2 separate regions of the Homo sapiens genome follow, and region 1 is linked to region 2. Evidence: chromatin loops called from intact Hi-C (ENCODE). Cell type or tissue: CD4-positive, alpha-beta T cell. All regions are shown on one strand. Links, peaks and the distances in the headings refer to the core of each region. The heading gives the core; the rest is flanking DNA. Region 1 holds the start of LOC124904933 (a long non-coding RNA gene). Region 2 overlaps LOC124904934 (a long non-coding RNA gene).

Region 1 (11,960 bases), core at 3,618-8,617, 120 kb before region 2:
GCTTCATCCATTAAAAGAAATACTTTTACATTGTTAACTACTATATACACATACGACACACAAATACACACACACACAGCAAAAAGTTTCACAAAATAGTACTTATCCTACCTATATGTCATTCTATTCTATTCTATTCTAATTCCATTCCAACTAAAAGTAATAGCCATGACCCACTAAATTGATCTTACCACCTACTGACAGGTCACAACCTGCAGTTTGAAAAACACTTTCAATGCATATTTATTCAATGAAAAGGGACAAGTAGGCCAGGCGCAGTGGCTCATGCCTGTAATCCCAGCACTTTAGAAGGCCAAGGTGGGAGGATCACTTGAGGTCAGGAGTTTGAGACCAGCCTGGCTAACGTGGTGAAACGTCATCTCTACTAAAAATACAAAAATTAGCCGGGCGTGGTGGCAGGTACCTGTAATCCCAGTTACTCGGGAGGCAGAGGCAGGAGAATCACTTGAACCCGGGAGGTGGAGGTTGCAGTGAACTGAGATTGTGCCACTGCACTCCAGCCTGGGCAACAAGAGCAATACTTCGCCTCAAAAAAAAAAAAAAAAAAAAAAAAGGAAAAGTACTTATTTATACTCCAATACTGTTCTGAACATTTTGTAAGTAATAACTTAATAATCCTTACAATGACAGTGTGCCAGTGGGCTAAGAATTATTATCTCTCCGTTTTCCAGATGATGAAACTGAGACACAGAGAGGTAGACAAGTTACCCAAGGTCACATGCTAGTATGTCGGAGAGCTGTGCTTAAACCCCGGCGGTCTGGCTGCAGTTTATGCTCTTAATCATCAGCCTATGGTATTTCCTTTAGCCTTAGGAATTGATGTGAGACTAACCAGGTATTTAGCAATGCACAGCTCTAAATAGCCTCTCCAGTATTTCAAACCACGGCAGGGCAGGTTCCTTTACAAGATAGTCAAACAGGACATAAGTGTATTACTCTGCTATTTATATACCTCCATGGCTCTAGAAGGCAAACAAAGACTCCTGAAATTTAATAATCTCCTCCAGAAACTTAGCTTCAGCAACACACACACACATTCTCTCTCTCTGTGTCTCTCTCTCTCTCTCTCTCTGTCTCTCTCCAAAAGCCCCAAACCTTCAAGCTCCCAAATAATCAATGATGACCACTCTCAGTGCTGGACTGAACGATAATATTACAGTCACTTCTTATTCAGAGGTAGTGCTCAACTTCCCCATTATTTATTGATTTTCCCCCAAAGTTATCAAGTTCTAAAGCCTAATTATTGGTGTAATAGCTGAGATGTTAAGAGAATTGTAAGCCCCTTTAGCTAATGCATGGCATATGTTGAAGGGATTCAGCTAATTCACATATCTGTCTGCACTATTAATAGAGAAGGTTACATGCCAATTATCCAGGCTTCAATCAGCCTGTTTGGATACAATAGAGGCAGTGTTCACACACTTGATGTGCCACATTCCTTCCCGACATCAGAAGCAGCTGGTCCAGATAAAGACCGCTGGGGTTTTGATATTTAGGAATCACGTCCACGGAAGAGCTGGAGTTGAGACTTGATTGCTTCATGGACAAATTCCCTGCAGGTATCTTTAACCTGGACTCTTTTGAAAAATGCCTAGTAGGTTTGCAGTTCACTGGGCTTTACACTTTTCCTGCTCAGACTTGTTGGGTGGGTGGGTGGGTGGAGGTGCTGAGGAAGAGGAGAAAGACAAAGGAGCAAATAGCTCCAAGGACAAAGCAGGGAATAATAGGAACGGGCAAATGGATTCCAATAAAATAAAGAACCCGCACACATTCTTGTGCCCAGTTTTAGAACCAAACAGGCTAAGACATTTTCCTCCTAAGAGCTCAACTTCGTGTGTTGAAAAATAGGTGGATGGATAAATATCTCTGTATATTTCACCTGCATTCTTTTCTTTTTATTTTTTTCCCCTTTCATTTCTTTTTTTCCTCTGATTCAGAAGCTGGACTGGAAGTGTTGTAATATCATCAGAAAATGCTGCTTCCGGTGGTATTTTTAACCAGGAACAGAAGCTGAAGTGTCTGAAACCACCGGAGAAAGCCCCTGCTCTCCTGAGAGCTGTTCTCTAATTTTGCTGGCAGAGAGCATTGGATCAGTGATCAGAAAGTTAAAATGGCAGATGTTGGGGCTTCTAGGGGGAGGGGAGGCAGATACCTGATACTCTCCGGCATTTGTTTTTTTATCCTTCCCCTTACCTTCCTTTCTCGGATCACAATATCCTTCCCCTTACCTTCCTTTCTCAGATCACAAAACAGAGCTGGCGTCCACTTTTCTAAGGTCACACAGCCAAATGCTGGCACAACAGTAAACAAACAAACAAACAAAAAACAACCATCCCCAGGACCTGCCTCTCAGGCTGCATCCTGACCCTCCTGACATTTCTCAAATACAGCAGCAGACCTCAATACTTTTTACAAAAATCACCAAAAGCTAATCAACAACAGGCAGATAGCCCATGTCAGCCGTTGTTTCATGTGCTATTTCAGCTCCGTGTGTATTTTTTCACCCTCCCAGATGAAAATACAGTAATTAACTCCATACAGAGGGGGGATGGAGGGAGGAAACTCCCTTTTTTTTTTCCCTTCCCCTAGACTTGAAAAGAAATTCTGGCAGATAATTTGGCTGAACATGAAAAGGGAGAGGCTGCTTACAGCCGCCCAGATAAAGTGCTAGGTTGGTGAGGCTTTGCGGGCTAAGTTGGTTATTTCACGCCATGAAAAGCAGACATTTATCTGTTCCCATGGAGATGTGATTTCTACTAGTCAATCAGGCACTGGGGAGGTCAGACAATAGCCAGTGGTTCCCTTTTTCATCTCAAGAGACAGTCCATTCCTGTTCTATTGTAACATTTCACCTACATTTAAAGGAATCTAAATGATCTCTCCGAAATACCTGCAGACGCAGCCATTATATTTTCAAGTGATCAAAATTAGCAGACATTCCAGCTGCCTCAGAGGTAGACGGGGCGTGCCCCCCACCCCCCAGTTTCAGATCATAGGTTGTTCCAGCACCATCCTTATTTGGATAATTTTGGCTTCCACACTTGATCCTTCCCTCCTGAATAAAATAATAAGGTCATAAATTACATGTTAAAATTTGGGGAGTGGGCAGAGGACTTCAAACAGAACATCGCGGGAGCAAGAGAACGCTGCCCAGAAGAGAGCAAAGCCCAGAACTACTGCAAGTTTGATAAACTGTAAACTTTGTTCCCGGTCACAGGACTGGGAACCGCCTGAAAACTGCACATGCAGAAATGATTAGGGCTGTTATTTGATCTTCAGTGTTTGCTATCAATCCCAGAAAGCAGATCATGTCTATTTGCCAAATATGTTTATTTCAGTAGGTGAATTGCAGTGTAAGCACCTAGAAACTAGGATTCACATAAGGACTTTGAAAATGATCTCCGAAGTGTCTCTTTTTCCCGCATCATTTTCACACATGCCTAAGGCAGAAGAAAACGTAACGGGGGTGGGGGGCCTTCTTCGAGCTAATTGAGAAGCAAGAGGCTATTTCCATGGGATCCCATTTGAAAACGCTGTCTGAGAGGCTTTTCCAACTCTCAGAGCATATTTGAGACGCAGACTGTCAAATGTGACTTACACAGAAGGCCGTTCACAGGATGGCAGCGTAACAGAAAACAGCAGACAGGCAAGGCCATTAAGTAACTTCATGCTTGTTAATGGGAGTCACTCAAGTGCAGCTCAACTGCGCAAGGCAGGAAAGTAAACACAAATACGACTCCTGGTTTGCCACAAGCCCGGCCTCTGTAGTGAGAGAGCTGTGACTGCGTTTCCAGCTCCTTGAAGGCAGAGAGACTCCTGCCTTTCGGGGCGGGCGGGCTGGAACAAAGACACCAACGGGGCCACCTCGGAAAGTCTTTTTGAGCAGTTTCAGCAAATAGCATTTAAGGGAAGGGAAAAAAACTCCAATGTACTCAATAAGGTACAGTATAATATCCCATTATTGAGGAGCCAAAAAGCAGGGATTTACCGCAAACGTTTTTGGGAGCTCGATTTCTCTGGAAAGACAGGGCACGCATTTCTCATGTATCGTGGGCCAGTATTTGACCATTTCCTGTGACCATTTCTTTACATAATTTTCTCAGTTTAGTTTTTAAAAATTAAAATAGAAGTCATACCTAATCTCTTTAAAACGTTCAAACAGTATAAAATTAAGGTAAAGGAGTTGAAGTTCCTCATTCCTTTTGCTCACTCCCACGCAGCTCATGATCTCACCAGAGATAGCTAATAACTACTTTTTAACAGTGTGAAACATATTTTCCAGACGTTTTCCATAAAATGCACATATACAAATACACATGCTTTGTTTTAAATACACCACTGGTATCATATTTATAGACACTGTTATACAACTTGCTTTTTTCACTTTGAGTATCGATCATGGACAATTTCCAATGTAGGTATTTTTCTAGTGAGCTATAAATTTTGGGGAACCATGTCATACATGCTCCTGGGGAAAATTCAAATTATAGGGCTTGTGGGGAAGGGTGGGTCTCCCTCCTCCCCCGCAGACAATGACTATTAGCAGTTTGTAGTGTCTCATGCCAGAAATAGTCCACGCATAGATCAGCATATATGCATATCGAACGCTCACACCTTTCTTTGTCTTTACACAAGTATCTTTCAGCTTGCATTTTCCACTTAAATCTCTTGGACAGCACTCTGTGTTAGAAAAACTTGATGTTTTAAGTGGTGGCATAGTATTTCTTTAAATGGTATTCCTTAATGTATTTCACTTGCCCTTTTTCACAGACTTTTTGGTGGCTTTCAGTGTTTGCTTCTACAAACAGTGCTACAATAAGTAGTCTGGTGTGTACCCAGTGATTCTCTGCTCAAACACACTCACTCCTTTCTGAAAGCGACTCCTATTACACCACACCTGTCCTAAAGTTGCTGTAATCCAAAGAAAAATGGATCGAATTAACTTTTTTTTTAAAACGAGGGTTTTAAGCAGAACATTATTAACCCATTAAAAATCTGTGATAATAAACTCGTGCCCTTTCCTGTGGTTTTTAGTCTCTCCTTCAGCTTGAGAGTAAGAGATTCATGAAAATGAAAAGAAAAAGTCTATCCCATCCTCACCTCCTCATCCCCTATCAGCCATGTCAAGATCACTACATAGCATCCCATGCCTGCTTATTACAAATGCATACTTCACACTGAGTAATTCCTTTCCATCTACTCCTTTCATCTTGGGCTCAGAGAAAGATCGCAGCTCACGCTTACAACTTAGGTGCAGACTTCTGCTCTTTTTTTGTGTGCAGGAGTAAAGCCACTGGGGATTTAGAACAAAGTGTGTCCTTGGAAAGAAGTGGGTAGAATTTTGTGTGTGCAGTAGGTGGGGGAGGGAACCCCCTCCCGAGGGAGGAGTTCGATTTCATTATACAGTTGGAAACCCGGTGAAATCATGTATACGACTGGATCTTTTCGCTCAGCGAGTGAGGTCTTTTTGTTCTTTGTCTTGCAGTGTGTACAGCAAATTTCTGTTGTGCCTGGGAAGAAGGAAATTTGAGTTAAAGAGGAGGCCCGCTCCATATGCCTTGTCACAAGTACACTCACTGAAACATTAATTCACGAAGAGATTGCAACAAGACCAAAACGAAAGAGGAACAGGGCCTGACAATGTTCAGAGAAGGAAAACCGAAGAAGTAACCATCCCCAAGTTAAAAATGACGTGGGGATGAAAAAATAGGTTGCCTGTTGTATTTGTCATTGAAATGCACAATCTTGTTTACTGTTTATCTTGAGACTCTGGGAGCTCTCCTGCTGCTTAGGAAAAAAGAGGCAAAGGTTTAGGAAGAAATGCTAGTCATAAGAAAGAGAGGCATTAGAAACCCTAGAGAGAATGGGAGGTGTAAATAGTATGTGGGCATTTGGCAATCACCACAAAGAAATGGGAGACAAAGGCAAGTGTCTGATGCCAGAAATCCTAAAAACTTGAGTGGAAAACCCAGACACAATAAAAATGTCCAAAAGAAAAAAAAGGCAAAATCCCATGAGATCTTTTTTTTTCTCTGTGATGTTACCTAATGGAGAAAATAAAGGTGGGTTTTGCCACAGTGATCATGGTGCCGTATCCTAAAGGAAGTAGCTTCATGATAAGCCTTCAGAGGCTCTCTCCAGGCCAGCCCCAGCCTTAGGACAAAATGGGACAATCTTGGGGGACAATTTCTTTCTCCAAAAAGGGGATGAGATTGGGCAGAAGAAACACTTGCAGGGCAGAGTTATTATCTCTCTCCCCGAAGAGTTTAATCAATTGTGGTCATTTACAGATCTCTGTCGTTGTCCTTTTCTCTCTCCCTCTTTCTTTTTCTTTCTTTCTTTCTTTCTTTCTTTCTTTCTTTCTTTCTTTCTTTCTTTTTCTTTCTTCTTTCTTTCTTTTTCTTTCTCTCTCTTTCTTTTTTTCTTTTCTTCTTTCTTTCTGATGACTTTGCCTTGAAAGGAATTGCTTAGGAAAGAGGGAAAAGGCATTTTTAGTCAAAAGCTAAGCTAAGATCAAATTAAATCGGGCAATGGAAACCTCCTCTGGAGGCTGTGCAGTAGAGTGTGACACCTCCTAATTTCATGACTTGGGCAGATTGCTTCATTTTCCTACTGTAAAAAAAAGGAAAACGATAATAACAGGTAATGTTTATTGAACTCCTACATGGAATAAGTATTTTATACACAGATCCATTTCACCCTCTGAATCTAATGAGGTAGTATAATTATTATCTCCGTTTTATAGATGAGTGGAGGCTCAGATCACCCAGCTAGAAAATGGAGATAGAATATAATTCTAGATCAGGGGTTAGCAATGACCGCCTGAGGGCCAAATTCTGCTCAGTATGTGTTTTTGTAAATAAAGTTTTATTGGAACCTAGACTTATTTGCTTATATATGGCCTGTGGCTGTTTTTCAGCTGTAATAGCAGACACTGTATGACCCATGAAACCCAAAAATTTACTCTTTACAAAAACCTTTACAGATTTTTGATCTAGATTATCCTAGCCCGTGCTCTTAATCTCACATATGTCCTGCTCCAAAAATACCTTTTTTTTTTTTTTTTTTGAGGTGATGTCTCCCTCTGTAGCCCAGGCCGGAGTGCAGTGGTGTGATCTTAGCTCACTGCATCTCCACCTCCCAGGTTCAAGCCATTCTTGTGCCTCAGCCTCCCAAGTAGCTGGGACTACAGGCCTGTACCACCACGCCCGGCTAATTTTTGTCTTTTTGGTAGAGATGGGGTTTCTCCATGTTGGCCAGGCTGGTCTCGAACTCCTGACCTCAAGTGATCCACCAGCCGCGGCCTCCCACAGTGCTGGGATTACAGGTGTGAGCCACCACGCCTGGCTAGAAAAATGCCTCATTTTAAAAATGTGATGCTGACCAGGAAAAACAAAACTAAAATGTCAAAAGTAATAATAGTTATTAGATAACTGAATCTATTAGGGGTCCAGGAAAATTAAAAACAAAACAAAGTTTTTAAAATTTGTGTTCCCCCTTTCTCCTTTTTTTCCGCCAAAACTTGAAAATGTTTATATCCTGAATTTACAACAAAGGAAAAACCTTTTCTGCCTCATCAGCTTTATTGAAACTACATATAAATGCTTATCTAAAAACCAAAAGTATATGCTAGGGAAATTTCCAAAATAATGAAAAAAATGGTTTTCCAGAAGACAAACATTATTTTTCATATATATTATTTTATTTATTTATTTATTCCGATAAGCATTTTGCACTTATTTATTTATTTATTGACACAGGGTCTCACTCTGTTGCCCAGGCTGGAGTGCAGTGGCAAAATCATGGCTCACTACAGCCTCGACCTCCTGGGCTTAAGTGATCCTCCTGCCTCAGCCTCTGGAGTAGCTGGGACTACAGACATGCACATCACCCCACCTCACATATATGTTATTGGCAAAATTGCAAGTAGAATACATTGTTAAAGTAAGAAGCTTCCATGTTTGAATGTGATATTTACAGATAGGTAAACTGGGGATTGGCTCTTGGAAATTGATTCGTGTTGCCATGTGAGCTAAATTGCTGTTTTCAGTGTTCTAATATGGCTTAATTTTTCATGGGTTTCCAGGATCGATGAATGTAGCCACATAACATATCCAGGTTTTAAAAATGTTAGTGAACAAGATTAATAATAGTATCTTCTGTCTGGGCACACTGGCTCACGCCTGTAATCCTAGCACTTTGGCGGCTGAGATGGGAGGATTTCTTGAGGCCAGGAGTTCGAGACCAGCCTGGTCAATAGAGTGAGACTCCTTCTCTATTTATAAAAAGAAAATTTAAGGCCGGGCATGGTGGCTCACACCTATTATCCCAGCACTTTGGGAGGCCGGGGCAGGCAGATCACTTGAGGTCAGGAGTTTGAGACCAGCCTGGCCAACATGGCAAAACCTGTCTCTACTAAAATATAAAAATTAGCTGGGCATGGGGTGGCACATGCCTGTGATCCCAGCTACTTGGGAGGTTGAGGCGGGAGAATCGCTTGAACCCAGGTGGTGGAGGTTGCAGTGAGCCAAGATCGTGCCATTGCACTCCAGCCTGGGCGACAAGAGTGAGACTCTGTCTCGAAAATAAAAAATAAAATATAAAATATAAAAATAAAAATAAATAATATCTTCTGTGTTTCCAAAATTCCAGGCCCCTTGCTCTGAGTTCTGAATATTCTATGCCAAGCCTTCCTGATAACTCTATAAGGCAGATGTCATTTTCATTTTCTAGATAAGAACGAGGCCCAGGTACACCAGGTGCCTCATCTAATACATGGCTGAATGACCTCAAATCCCATACTTTTTTTTTCCTCTAAGAGGAGGCCTGTGTTCGATTGTTCGTCTTTTCATTCAGGCAAATTCTTACCTACTTCAGAGCATACCAGGTGCCAGGCACTGCCCTGTGTTCTGGGAATCCGGGAGTGAACAAGACAGATAGTAACTCAGTTGTAGTCAATGAACAGGATATTTTCAGGTGAAGAGGAGGAATGCTAGGAAGGAAACGACACGGGATAGAAGAGACAGAAAGTGATCAAAGTTGGGTGCAGCAATAGGGGCCGCAGAGGCTAAGGAAGAGGCTTGAATGATGAACGCAAGCCACGAGGTGAAGATCTAGACCCCTGAAGAGAGTTCCAGGCAGAGGAAACAGCAAAGCCTCCCTCCCTCCCTCCCTCCCTCCCTTCCCTCCCTCCCTCTCTCCCTCCCTCTCTCTCTCCCTCCCCCTTCCCGCCTGCCTGCCTGCCTTTCTTCCTTCCTTTTTTTGAGACAGGATCTCTCTCTGTCACCCAGGTGGGAATACAGTGGCGCGATCATGGCTCACTGCATCCTCAATCTCCCAGGCTCAGGTGATCCTCCCACCTCAGCCTCCCAAGTAGCTGGGACTACAGGCACGTGCCACCATTCCCCACTACTTTTTGTATTTTTTTGTAGAGATGAGTTTTTGCCATGTTGCCCATGCTGGAGCCACATTTCTTGAAGTGGGAGACATCGTGGTATGTTGAGAAAATATGTTGATTCTTTATGACTTTTCCCAATTCAGGAGTCACTTAACCCTTGTCCAAGCTTGAGGGTCTTAGGTGCTGCTTTCTTTTTTTATTTTTAAACTTTCTATTATTGTTATTTTTGAGACAGTCTTGCTCTGTCGCCCAGGCTGGAGTGCAGTGGCGCGATCTCAGCTCACGGCAAACTCTACCTCCCGGGTTCAAGTGATTCTCAGCTTCCCTGAGTACCTGGGACTACAGGCATGCGTTAGGTGCTGCTTTCTAAGTGCCAAGGTTACCTGAGGGTTTGTCCTCAGGTCTATGAAATGTGGCTCTGATTTCCTAACATCTTTCTTTCTCTTTCCCTTTGTCAGACAGGGGAGCAAGGTGTTCCTCATTCATTTGTGATTGGAAACAGTAAGTTACCAGTCACTGAGTACATGCTGTGTATTGTGCTAACTGCTTAGTTGTATTACCTTATTTAATCTGCAAACAACCCAATGGAATATTGTGGAATAGTAGTCTTAAAACAGAAGCATGCCCCCTCTATCTTCCTTTCTCCGCCATCGTGGTGTGCGCTTGACTCTGCTTCTTGCCATGTCTTCTCACAAGACTTTCAGGATTAAGCGATTCCTGCCAAGAAACAAAAGCAGGCTGGGCGCAGTGGCTCACGCCTGTAATCCCAACACTTTGGGAGACTGAGGTGGGTGGATCATGGGGTCAGGAGTTCAAGACCAGCCTGGCCAATATGGTGAAACCCTGTCTCTACTAAAAATACAAAAATTAGCTGGGCATGGTGGTGCATGCCTGTAATCCCAGCTACTTGGAGGCTAAGGCAGGATAGTTGCTTGAACCGGGACCCGGGAGGTGGAGGTTGCAGTGAGTCGAGATTGCGCCACTGCACTCCAGCCTGGGCTACAGAGCAAGACTCCGTCTCAAAAAAAAAAAAAAGGAACAAAAGCGAAATCGTTCCAATCCCCAGTGGATTCAGATGAAAACTGGTAATAAAATCAGGTACAGGTCAGGCATGGTGGCTCACGTCTGTAATCTGAGGTCAGGAGTTCAAGACCAGCCTGGCCAACATGGTGAACCCTCATCTCTACTAAAAATACAAAAAAATGGCCAGGCATGATGGCTCACACCTGTAATCCCAGCACTTTGGGAGACCAAGTCGGGTGGATCACAAGGTCAAGAGATTGAGACCATCCTGGCCAACATGGTGAAACCCCATCTCTACTAAAAATACAAAAATTAGCCGGGTGTGGTGGCACGTGCCTGTAATCTCAGCTACTCAGGAGGCTGAGGCAGGAGAATAGCTTGAACCCGGGAGGCGGAGGTTGTGGTAAGCCGGGATTACGCCACTGCACTCCAGCCTGGCAACAGAGTGAGACTCCATCTCAAAAACAAACAAACAAACAAACAAACAAACAAAAAAATTAGCCAGGTATGGTGGCATGCTCCTGTAATCCCAGCTACTCGGGAGGCTGAGGCAGGAGAATCACTTGAACCCAGAGGGTGGATGTTGCAGTGAGCCGAGATCGCGCCATTGCACTCTGGCCTGGGCTACAAGAGTGAGACTCTGCTTCAAAAAAAAAAAAATCAGGTACAACTCTGAAAGGTGACATTGGAGAAGAACCTTATAGACATTGGGTCTATAAGGAATTGCACACGAGATAGCATATATTTATGCTGTATCAAGGTCATGATGATCTTACCATATCAAGCTGAAAATGTCACCACTATTTGAACCATCGGACATGTTTTATTGGGAATGTATTTTTTCTGTTTGTATGCTCTGAGCTAGCAGGCTGGGTTCAGTAATAAATATGTGAGAAATTTTGTTTGAAAAAAACAAAAAACAGGAGCATGCTGTACTGATTTAAGAGGATTAATTTCTAGAATCTACATGTTCATGCTTATATTTACTTATTCCGATTCCATGTGGGTCTGGGTGGGACACGAGGATCTGCATTTTTAACTAGCTTTTGGGGGATGCCAATGCTTCTGTTTTATAGAACACACTTTGATTAGCATCATTCTATACCAGAAGTTGACAAACTTTCTCTATAAAGGGCCAAATAGTTAATATTTTCAGTTTTGTAGGCCCTGAAATCTTTGTTACAAGTACTCAATTCTGCTATTGCAGCAGGCAGAAACATGTAAATGGATGGATGTGGCTGTGTTCTAATAAAACTTTATGTATTTTTTATTTTTTGTTGAGACGGAGTCTCGCTCTGTGGCCCAGGCTGCAGTGCAGTGGCGCAATCACAGCTCACTGCAAGCTCCGCCTCCCAGGTTGACTCCATTCTCCTGCCTCAGCCTCCCGAGTAGCTGGGACTACAGGCGCCCGCCAGCATGTCTGGCTAATTTTTTTGTATTTTTAGTACAGACGGGGTTTCATCTTGTTAGCCAGGATGGTCTCGATCTCCTAACCTCGTGATCCGCCCGACTTGGCCTC
Region 2 (11,960 bases), core at 3,576-8,575:
TGCACCACCCTCTCAGACTTTCCCTACCAACCCGTCCTTTTTCCCCTTCTTCCTCTGCGGGGGTTAGGGCAGCATTGTGGGAAATCTCCTTCCCCTTCTCCCTCCAGCTGTTTCTTCCAGGAAATGTGAGGCATGCTTTTTCCACTTTGCAGTCTGATAGTCTGCACCTCAAAGGAACCAAACGAATGCAGAGGATCCCCTGCCACAGGAATCACTGTCTCCAATGCCATGCCTGGCAGGTAATGTACATGAGTAAACAGGGTCAGGTGAGGACTGAGGTGAACTGAAAATTCCATGCCCTATTTTATGAGGACAGCTTCTACCTAGTTCTAACAGGCTGTTATCAAGATGAAATGTGAGCCCACAGTTGAATGCCACTAGATATTTAAAGAGAAAAGCTACAAAATTTTTACAATTTCTTTTTTTTTTTTGAGATGGAATCTCGCTCTGTCGCCAGGCTGGAGTGCCGTGGTGCAATCTCGGCTCACTGCAATCTCTGCCTCCTGGGTTCAAGCGATTCTCCTGCCTCAGCCTCCCGAGTAGCTGGGACTACAGGCGCACACCACCACACCCAGCTAATTTTTTGTATTTTTAGTAGAGATGAGGTTTCGCCATGTTGGCCAGGCTGGTCTCGAACTCCTGGCCGCAAGTGATCCGTCCACCTCGGCCTCCCAAAGTACTGGGATTACAGATGTAAGCCACCACGCCCGGCAATTTTTACAATTTCTAATTCAACCCTGTCATTTGTCAGAAGGAGACAGCAAGACAGAGAAAGGAAGTGCTTTTCCTAAGATCATCTGAATAGAAGGTGCAAAGTGTGGCTGGAATCCAGAGATGCCACCTCCTGATCCAGCTCTTTCCTTTCTTCCTCTCTATTCATTATTGATTGACTATCTGGGTTTGTATTTGCTGTGTCACAAGTTATCTAAACATTTAGCATCTTATAATAAGACATATTTATTGTCTCATAGTTTCTGTTTGTCAGAATCAGCCCTTGCTTCAGGGTCTCAGACAAATCGGCATTCAAGATGTCAGCCTATGCTGGGATTTCATGTAAAGACTCTACATGGGAAGAAGCTGTGTCCAGGCTCAGGCGGTTATTGGGAGGATTCAGTTCCCTGAGGGCTGTTAGATTGAGGACCTGAGATCTTTTCTCACTATTGGTCAGAGGCCACCCTCCATTCCTTGCCACCTGGGGCATTCCAGATGGCAACTTACTTCATCGAAGTGTGCAAGCTGAGAAGGCCACAGAGAGAGTCTGCTAGCAAGACGAAAGTCACAATCTTTTGCAACCCAATCGTGGAAATGACATCCCATCCCCTTTGCTCTATTCTATTTGTTAGGAAGTCACTAGGTCCAGCCCACACTCAAGGGCCTACACTACAGGGACATGGGGATAGGGTGGGGACCATGGGGCTGGGCTAGAATTCTGCCTACCACAAGGCCTTTTTTTTGAAAATGGAAAATTCTCAGTTGTGCTTGATCTTTCTCTTCTAAACCAGGAAACCACTTTTCATGGGAGAGGTCAGGGATCTATTAAGACAGAAACAAGAGGGGAGGGGAGGGGAGGGGAGGGGAAGGGAGGAGGGAGGGAGGGGAAGGGAGGAGGGAGGGAGGGAGGGAGGAAGGAAGGAAGGAAGGAAGGAAGGAAGGAAGGAAGGAAGGAAGGAAGGAAGGAAGGAAGGAAAGAAAGAAAGAAAATTGGAAAGGCTCCTCCTCTCCCTCTCCCTCTCCCCACGGTCTCCCTCTCCCCACGGTCTCCCTCTCCCTCTCTTTCCACGGTCTCCCCCTCCCTCTCTTTCCACGGTCTCCCCCTGATGCCGAGCCAAAGCTGGACTGTACTGCTGCCATCTCGGCTCACTGCAACCTCCCTGCCTGATTCTCCTGCCTCAGCCTGCCGAGTGCCTGCGATTGCAGGCGCGCGCCGCCACGACTGCCTGGTTTTCGTATTTTTTTGGTGGAGACGGGGTTTCGCTGTGTTGGCCGGGCTGGTCTCCAGCTCCTAACCGCGAGTGATCCGCCAGCCTCGGCCTCCCGAGGTGCCGGGATGGCAGACGGAGTCGCGTTCACTCAGTGCTCAATGGTGCCCAGGCTGGAGTGCAGTGGCGTGATCTCGGCTACAACCTCCACCTCCCAGCCGCCTGCCTTGGCCCCGCAAAGTGCGGAGATTGCAGCCTCTGCCCGGCGGCCACCCCGTCTGGGAAGTGAGGAGCGTCTCTGCCTGGCCGCCCATCGTCTGGGATGTGAGGAGCCTCTGCCTGGCTGCCCAGTCTGGAAAGTGAGGAGCGTCTCTGCCCGGCCGCCATCCCATCTAGGAAGTGAGGAGTGTCTCTGCCAGGCCGCCCATCGTCTGAGATGTGGGGAGCGCCTCTGCCCTGCCGCCCCGTCTGGGATGTGAGGAGCGTCTCTGCCCGGCCGCCTCGTCTGAGAAGTGAGGAGACCCTCCGCCCGGCAGCCACTCCGTCTGGGAAGTGAGGAGCCCCTCCGCCCGGCAGCCACTCCGTCTGGGAAGTGAGGAGCGTCTCCACCCGGCAGCCACCCCGTCTGGGAGGGAGGTGGGGGTCAGCCCCCCGCCCGGCCAGCCGCCCTGTCCGGGAGGTGAGGGGCGCCTCTGCCCGGCCGCCCCTACTGGGAAGTGAGGAGCCCCTCTGCCCGGCCACCACCCCATCTGGGAGGTGTACTCAACAGCTCATTGAGAACGGGCCATGATGACAATGGTGGTTTTGTGGAATAGAAAGGGGGGAAAGGTGGGGAAAAGATTGAGAAATCGGATGGTTGCCATGTCTGTGTAGAAAGAGGTAGACATGGGAGACTTTTCATTTTGTTCTGTACTAAGAAAAATTCTTCTGCCTTGGGATTCTGTTGATCTGTGACCTTACCCCCAACCCTGTGCTCTCTGAAACATGTGCTGTGTCCACTCAGGGTTGAATGGATTAAGGGTGGTGCAAGATGTGCTTTGTTAAACAGATGCTTGAAGGCAGCATGCTCGTTAAGAGTCATCACCACTCCCTAATCTCAAGTACCCAGGGACACAAACACTGCGGAAGGCCGCAGGGTCCTCTGCCTAGGAAAACCAGAGACCTTTGGTCACTTAACTGCTGACCTTCCCTCCACTATTGTCCTGTGACCCTGCCAAATCCCCCTCTGCGAGAAACACCCAAGAATGATCAATAAAAAAAAAAAAGAGAAAGAAAAAAAAAAAGACAGAAACAAGTGCTGGTATAACTGCAGAAAGAGATAGAGAAGAGAGATCAGTGAGAGCAAGAAGGAAAAAAAATTGCAGCGGATAGTGTGAGGGGAGCAAAAGGAAGCTCCAAGCCAGGACAGCAAAACCCTCTGTTCTCCTTTTCAGATGATTTCACTGTGCTCTCTTTTCTTTCTTTTTTTCTTTCTTTTTTTTTAGATGGAGTCTCACTCTGTCACCCAGGCTGGAGTGCAGTGGCATGATCTCAGCTCACTGCAACCTCTGTCTCCCAGGTTCAAGCGATTCTTCTGCCTCAGCCTTCCGAGTACCTGGGATTACAGGCGTGAGCCACCATGCCTGGCTAATTTTTGTATTTTTTAGTAGAGACAGGGTTTTGCCATGTTGGCCATGCTGGTTTCGAACTCCCGATCTCAGGTGATCTGCCCGCCTTGCCCTTCCAAAGTGCTGGGATTACAGGCGTGAGCCACTGCGCCCGGCCTGTTCTCTTTTCATTTTGTACTTGCCACAGGTGTGAAAAACTGACAGATTGTTCTTAGCAAAGTTCAGACATGGCTTTTGCAGAGATTATTTGCTCTTTTGATGATTACGTATTTCTTCTTCCACTACTGATAGTGTATGTAGTTGTCAAGGGAGAATACCCAGATCAAAACAAAGGAAACTGATTCCTTTGCACATAGGGAGGAAGTTGTAACTGCCCAATGGGTTCTCCTTCCTCATTGCCTAGACAGACCTGATTTATCAAAACGGGAATTTCAATACAGAAAGAGTTTAATTCATGCAGAGCTGGCTGTACAGGAGGCCAGAGTTTTGTTGTTACTCAAATCAGTCTCCCCGAAAACTCAGGGATCGGGGTTTTTACGGATAATTTGGTGGGTAGGAGGTTGAAAGACGGGGAGTGCTGATTGGTCAGGCCGGAGATGAAATCCTAGGGAGTCGAGGGGGTCCTCTTGTACTGAGTCAGTTTCTAGGTAGGAGCCATAGGACCAAATGAGCCAGTCTATCCAGGGCTGTGCTAGCGGATTCACTGAGTACAGGGTCTGAAAATATCTCAAGCACTGATCTTCGCTTTTACAATAGCAGTGTTATCCCCAGAAGCAATTTGGGGAGGTTCAGAACCTCGCAGCCTCCAGCTGCACAGCTTCTAAACCATAATTTTTAATTTTGTAGCTAATTTGTTAGTCCTGCAAAGGCAGTGTAGTCCCAGTCAGGAAGAGGGTTTTTGTTACAGTCTTTCTTTCAAAGTGAAACTATCAACTAAGTTCCTCCCAAAGTTAGTTTGGTATCCACCCAGGAATGAACAAGGACAGCTTGGAGGTTAAAAGCAAGATGGAGTCAGTTAGATCAGATCTTGTTCACTGATACAGTTTTCTCCATTGTAATTTTTGCAAAGGTGGTTTCAAAGTGTGGAAAAATATTAAATGAATAACTGTTAATATTTTTAAAGGGCTGGACAGCCTTGTCCCATTGAATGCTCAGAACAACCCTGTGAGATTGATATTAGTATTGCCCCCATTTTACAGAGGAAGAAATTGAGGCTCAGGGCGATTATGAAACTTGCCTAACTGAGGTCACAGCCAGATGGTGCTGGAGCAGGAATTGCTTCATATTTGTTTTACTCCAATAACCATCACCAGAGCATTACCCAAACTTCATTCACTCATGTATAAACTGTCATAGTTGTTGTCATATCTAATATCGCTTATCCTACTGTCACATATTTGTATCATATATGGGAACATTTTACCACTCTCTCCCTATAACATGCAGTGGTCCAGGCTCTGAACTGCTGAACTGAACTGAGTTCAATTCTGATTCTACCACAAGCTGGACCATCTGGGCAAGCTACTTAACCTCTCTGTGAGCTGCAGTTTTCCCATCTCTAAAATGGAGCACATGGCTCAGTTTGCCGGCTAGTAGAGAGACTAAGTAATATGATAGAAATAAATTACCAGGTACATTGTAGGTGCTCCATAAATACTTTGTTGGAAGGACCCTCAAAAAGTAGAATTTCTATTTAATTAGCTCTTCTAAATGACATATCCATAGTTAACATATTTCCAACACCATCATCAATATTAATGAATTTCTTAGCTTCCCAGGACTTCCCAGAAATGTCCAATTAAGTACTTGTTAAAAATGGAATGAAAATTTAATATCCCATAGTTTGAGGCAATATCAAAAAGCCTTGTTAGTCTATTTGGATCATATCAAGGAAACTAGATAAATATATTTGCTTATATTTGCTATAGTTTTGTGTGTGTGTGTTTGCTTACTTGTGGAAACCATAATGACCAATATTATACCATGGCTGAGAGTGTAGATTTGGAGGTTTTAATTTCTGATCCCTCAGTTCATTGACTTTGTGACACTGATTATCTAATAGTTCTCTGTCTCAATTTCATTAGATAAGTTGGGAAGGCTTTCAGCTGTAAGTAGTAACCACCATAACAAAAAGCCAACAGAGGCTGAAACAAAGAGGTTACAATTTTTCCTCACTTTAAAGGATGCAGAGGTAGCAATGTGCTTCTGTAGCTCAAGAATGTCAGTGCTTTGTGGTTCACCTAGTCTTTCCTTATGGTCACAGGATGCCTAACCCAGTTCACTTTTATGGCAGGGAAAAGAGAAACAAGTAGAACCACTGACATCTAATCATTTGCAAGACAACAAACCCCTGCCCAGAAACTTTCCAGCCGTCTCTTCTGTTCGGGCTTCACTGGCCTGAATTGTGCCATAAGGCCAAGTTGCAAGGGAGCCTGGGAGGGGCTCCAGAGTGGAAGTGGCCGAGGAACAGGGAGCTGTCGTGAGGATGAACTGAGATAATGCTTATAAAGGGCTTGGCACTGTGCCGGACTGTAACAAGCACTTCATACTTACAATGATTGGCATTTTCATAATCGGGCTGTTTGAACTGGAACAGGGAAACTCAGCCCTGATTCCAGTGTTCTGCAGGGAGTGAGTGTTAGACGCAGGGCAAAAACCTGATTTTCTGCCATACTGGATGACAATATTATAACATGACTGAGAGCATAGATTTGGGGGTTTTAATTTCTGATCACTTAATTCACTGACTTTGTGACATTGATTATCTAATAGTTCTCTAATAGCTCCCCTCCATGAGGGGCGGGTTTATGTCTTTCTTGTCAATTAGCCCAGCTCAGTGCCTAAAAGTAGATAAACATATGGTGCTGCTGAATAAATATTTGATAAATGAATACATACGTAAAGATAATTTGATACATTTATTTTTTTTAATTTTTTTATTTCCATAGGTTTTTTTTGGGTAACAGGTGGTGTTTGGTTACATGAGTAAGTTCTCGAGTGGTGATTTGTGAGATTTTGGTGCACCCATCACCAGAGCAGTATACACAGAACCCAGTTTGTATTCTTTTATCCCTCACCCGCTTCCCACCCTCGCTCCCTGAGTCTCCAAAGTCCATTGTGTCATTCTTATGCCTTTGCATCCTCATAGCTTAGCTCCCACTTATGAGTGAGAACATACAATGTTTGGTTTTCCATTCCTGACTTACTTCACTTAGAATAATAGTCTCCAATCTCATCCAGGTTGCTGCAAATGCCATTAATTCATTTCTTTTTATGGCTGAGTAGTATTCTATCATATATATGAGATATATATTGATATACATGATATATAGATATATATGATACATATGATATATATTGATATATGATATATAGATATATATGATACATGGATATATGATATATATTGATATGTATACCACGTATATATGTGTGTGTATATATGTATACATGCCACAGTTTCTTTATCCACTCATTAATTAATGGGCATTTGGGTTGGTTCCACAGTTTTGCAGTTGCGAATTGAGCTGCTATAAACGTGTGTGCATGTATCTTTTTTGTATAATGACTTCTTTTCCTTTTTTTTCTTTGAGACAGAGTCTTGCTCTGTTGCCCAGGCTGGAGTGCAGTGGCTCAATCTCAGCTCACTGCAACCTCCGCCCCAGGTTCAAGCGATTCTCCTGTCTCAGCCTCCCAAGTAGCTGGGATTACAGGTGTCCTATCACCATGCCCGGCTAATTTTGGTATCATGACTTCTTTTCCTCTGGGTAGATACCCAGTAGTGGGATTGCTGGGTCAAGTGGTAGGATAATTTGGTGCATTTCTTAAAGTTTTTACTGTTCACCATTCTCAAAAGCCATTTATTCGTTGTCTATTTAATAAACTTCAGAATATAAGAATCATAAAACTGGAACTTTTGTAAGTATATTAATTATCTCTTGCTGTGTAACAAATTTTCCCTAAACGTACTCGCTTAAAATATGGACATTTAAAAACTTTTTTTTTCTATTTATTAAAATAAAATATTGTCTCAAGGGCCAGCTAGAAAAATAATGGACATTTCTTAGCTCACGGTTTCTGAGGTCAGCAATCCTACAGCAGTTTGGATGGATGGTTCTGGCTCAGGGCCTCTTGTGAATAGTCAAGATGCAGTCAAGATGTTGTTCTGGGCTGTAGGCACCTAAAAGCTTGACTGGAGTTGGATAACATGCTTCTGAGCAGGCTCACGCACGTGGCTGTTGGCTGGAGGCCTCTGTTCCTCACTATGCAGACCTTCCCATAGGGAAGCTTGAGTTCTCATGTCGCAGCAGCTGGGTTCCTAAGAGGAACAGCAAGGAGGAAACTCCAGTGCCTTTTATGATTAGTCTTGGATGTCACCCAGTGTCGCCCCCACAACCTTCTGTTCCTTAGAAACAAGTCTCTGGACTCCGCCTACACTCAAGGGGAAGGGAAATAACCTCTGCCTTTTGGAGACAGGAGTGCCAGAGAATTTGTGGACCTATTTTAAAACCACCTCCAACTGTTTCGTTCAATGATTTCTAGCATCTAAATATGCTTGGCTCATATAGTCAGTGCTTTAATGGAAGTGGTTCCTGTTTATAGGTCTTCAACCTTATACAATTGGGGGCTTCCCAAAAGAAAAAGAACACAAAATTAGTTAGGAAAGTTAACGTTTATTTAGAATAAAAGAAGAAAGTACAACAAATTGTAAAAATTTTAAAGCTGAAAAAAATTACTAATATCATAAAATCCTCCCAAAATAGCATCTTTTAAAAATTAACCAACTGCTTGACTTTTTTTTGAAACACAGTCTTGCTCTGTAGCCCAGGCTGGAGTGCAGTGTCTCGATCTCGGCTCAGTGTAAACTCCGCCTCCCGGGTTCAAGTGATTCTCCTGCCTCAGCCTCCCGAGTAGCTGGGATTACAGGCACCTGCTATGATACTTTTGTCCTGTATGTTTTAGCTACAAACTCTTTAATTATCTTTTAACAATACTGGGTTATTATTTTATAGAGAGTGACTATGAGAAGGAGGATTTAGTCTTTCCTCCATCATGACTGATCAGAATTTTTAATATAATTTAATTTAATTTTAGAGACAGGGTCTCACTCTGTCGCCCAGGCTGGAATGCCATGGAGTGATCATATGCTAACTGCATTGTCAAACTCCTGGGCTCGGGTGATCCTCCTGCCTCAGCCTCTAGAGTAGCTGGGACCACAAGTATTAGCCACCACACTTGACTAATTCAATTTTTTTTTTTTGGTAGAGACGAGATCTTGTTATATTGCGCGTGCTGGTCCTGAACTCCTGGCCTCAAGTGATCCTCCCAAAGTGTTGGGATTGCAGGTGTGAGCCACTGTGCCTGACACGATTGATCAACAAAAATTTTTTTTAATTACTATTGTCAGTTTTGAAAAGTTTCTTTTGGCTTCACCACTTATTACTGGTCAGGTATTGTAAAATTTTAGGATTATTGTGTTAAATTTGAGAAAACATATATCACATTTCTTTCTTACATGACCTCCAAGATTTCAGGGCAATTCGAGTTTTCTTGCGCAGCAATTAATCTTAATGCTCTTTGAAGGATGACACTCATTAACCAGTCTTGTTGTCCCCATCCTCTGTGTAAAGATGGAGCATGTGCTTTATGTTATCTTTGTCGATGCCAATACATCATGTCAAGTCAACAAGAACTTTACTTCATTTTTCTGGGTGATTCTATCATTTACTCCTCTTTAATAATAGGATGATTGGATAACCCAATCGCTTATTCATTACTTTTACTCAAAATTCCGTCTTGTTCTTAATGGTGTGACCTGTGTTCTGTTTCAACAGAGAACTCACTGAGAGTTAAAGGTCAAGGTGCATCAAACATTATGAGAGGCGGCTGGGCACAGGGGCTCACACCTATAATCCCAGCACTTTGGGAAGCTGAGGCAGAGAGATCAGCTGAGGCCAGAAGTTGGAGACCAGCCTGGCCAACATGGTGAAACCCCATCTCTACTAAAAATACAAAAAGTAGCTGGATGTGGTGGCACACACTTATAACCCCAGCTATTTGAGAGGCCGAGGCTGAGAGTTGCTCAAACCCGGCAGAAGGAGGTTGCAGTGAGCTGAGATCATGCCACTGCACTCCAGCATGGGGGACAAAGTGAGACTTTGTCTCAAAAAAAAAAAAAAATTCATGAAAGGCCACCGGATTTGTTGGAAATGCACTAACCGTGACCATCCTGTGTGTTCTCACACACATGCTTGCTGTTTGTGGAACTGCAACACTGAAAGGTACATTTCAGTGTCTGCATATACTGTTTTACTGGAACACAGCTATGCTTATTCTACATGGATGCTTTTGTGTCACGCTGTCTGAGTTCAGTAATTGCATTAGAGGCTACGTGGCCTACAAAACCTAAAGGATTTGCTATTTGGCTCTTTACAAAAAATTTGCTGACCAGCTACCCTCCTATGGCAATAAGTAAAAGATATACTCACCCCTTCGGCCTCACTGAAGCAATGACCATTTTTCAGTCCTGAGTACATACCAACCTGTAGACTGCCTCAAGACTTACCTCCCTGCTATTCCTTCTGCCTGGAACATTCTTCTCTTTCCTAGCTAGTTTTCCTTCTGATCCCATTCATTCTTCAGACAATATCACCTAATAAGAAAAGACTTCTCTGAACGCCTATCTACAACAGGTCCTCCCTGTTCTTCTTTTTTTTTTTTTTTGAGACAGAATCTGTCACCCAGGTTGTAGTGCAGTGGTGTGATCTTGGCTCACTGCAACCTCTTCCTCCCAGGTTCCAGTGATTCTCCTGCCTCAGCCTCCCAAGTAGCTGGGATTACAGGCACTCGCTGCCATGCCCCGGATAATTTCTGTATTTTTATTTTTATTTTTTTTACTTATTTATTTATTTATTTTTTATTGATCATTCTTGGGTGTTTCTCGCAGAGGGGGATTTGGCAGGGTCATAGGACAATAGTGGAGGGAAGGTCAGCAGATAAACAAGTGAACAAAGGTCTCTGGTTTTCCTAGGCAGAGGACCCTGCGGCCTTCCGCAGTGTTTGTGTCCCTGGGTACTTGAGAGATGGGGTTTCACCATGTTGACCAGGCTGGTCTCAAACTCCTGACCTCAAGTGATTTGCTGGACTTGGCCTCCCAAAGTGCTGGGATTACATGTGTGAGCCACTGCGCCTGAACCTTCCTGTTACTCTTCACCATAGTTTCCTGCTCTTTTCCATGATGGTCCTGCCCATGGTTTCTAATGATTGATTGATCTTCTTGTTTAAAGTTGTTGTCCTCTTTACTCTGTAAACTCCCTGTCAATAGAAACTACATGTCTTATCACGATAGGTAAAAAACATGTACTCCGATGTCAGATGGCCTGGATTTGAATCCCGGCTCTGTTACTTATAAGTCATGGAAGCTCGAGTAAGTCATTTCCCCTCTCAGCTTCTCAGTTTTCTCATCTGAGAATGGGCGCAGTCATAGTAACGATTGCATTAAGTTCTGAAGGTTAAATGAGTTGATGCAGATAAACCACTAAGAACAATGCCTGGCTCATCATAAGCGTTAGAGAAGAGTTAGTTATTAATACTCAAAACTGTATCTTCAAGGTCCAGCACAAAAGAGCTGAATGAGTATCCCTTTAACAAGTGAAACTTTTTTTTTCTGAATGAAGCAGTAGTGGAATGAAGGTTTTATCTAGATGAAAAAATAAGTATCTCATATCTCTCTTGCTCTTTAATCATATGCTGCTGTACTGAAACACTATGGGCGTCTAATTTCATTTATCACATGAAAGGCAATGATTCACCTTGACTTACAAAACAAAGTCGAATCAGTAATGCAAGAGTTTGAATTATTTTTTAAAATTAATCCCCCCTCCCCCCAAGACTCCCCCAGGATCTGTATTAGTATGCCATGGCCAGAGTAAAACCTATAAATATTATGAGGCCTACATTACTCAGCTGTTGCCACAATAATGCAAAAAATCACTCCAAGACTCAGTGGCTTAAAATGGTAATTATTTATTCTCACATAAACATTTGCAAATTAGCTGGGGTTTAGATGACCTGGGGTGGTCCGGGCTGGGCTTCAAGTTATGGGCTGAGTCCAAGTTTGCTCCAGGTGTCTTCCATCTTCCTTGGACGCAGGCATGTGTATGCATCTCAAGGCAATGTTGGAAGTGCAGGAGAGCCAGGCCCACTGTGCAAATCCACAGTGACCTTGATGGCATCATGCTTGCTAACATCTTACTGGCCAATAGTCACATGGCCAAGTCCAACATCCCTAAGTCAGGGAAGGGTATTCCTCCAAAGTGTGGAGGAGTAAAAATTTTCTGAACACAAATCCGAACTATCCCAAGACCTGTACCCAAATAAAAATGAAAACAAAACTCAACTAAAACTTAAAACTGTGTCTTCCAAGGGACAAAAA

What was found. Peaks named below come from ENCODE experiments on the same cell type or tissue, not always from the same donor. Only the 100,000 strongest peaks of a DNase experiment are listed, where the experiment ranks them.
Region 1: a loop joins it to region 2, with 1.9 times the contacts of the local background. A loop is called at or near these places in 15 of 110 quality-filtered maps.

What each region holds. Positions count from the first base shown.
Region 1 is chr20:53,734,898-53,746,857 of GRCh38, forward strand. LOC124904933 (a long non-coding RNA gene) reads left to right here and starts at 1,866. Exons shown (of 2, transcript XR_007067660.1): 1 at 1,866-3,961; 2 at 5,507-6,903. RefSeq lists enhancers at 685-1,590, 1,591-2,494, 2,495-3,398 and a silencer at 5,673-5,967. In CD4-positive, alpha-beta T cell, for the core only: no CTCF peak of the experiment used is centred there; a DNase peak (open chromatin) is centred at 5,634; H3K4me3 peaks cover 1,062 bases; H3K27ac peaks cover 858 bases.
Region 2 is chr20:53,852,042-53,864,001 of GRCh38, forward strand. LOC124904934 (a long non-coding RNA gene) reads left to right here. Exons shown (of 4, transcript XR_007067664.1): 4 at 153-1,664. It overlaps LOC124904935 (a long non-coding RNA gene), which reads right to left. Exons shown (of 2, transcript XR_007067665.1): 2 at 11,536-11,960. Among named protein-coding and RNA genes, the nearest start is that of BCAS1-AS1, 57 kb to the right of the region's middle. In CD4-positive, alpha-beta T cell, for the core only: no CTCF peak of the experiment used is centred there; no DNase peak of the experiment used is centred there.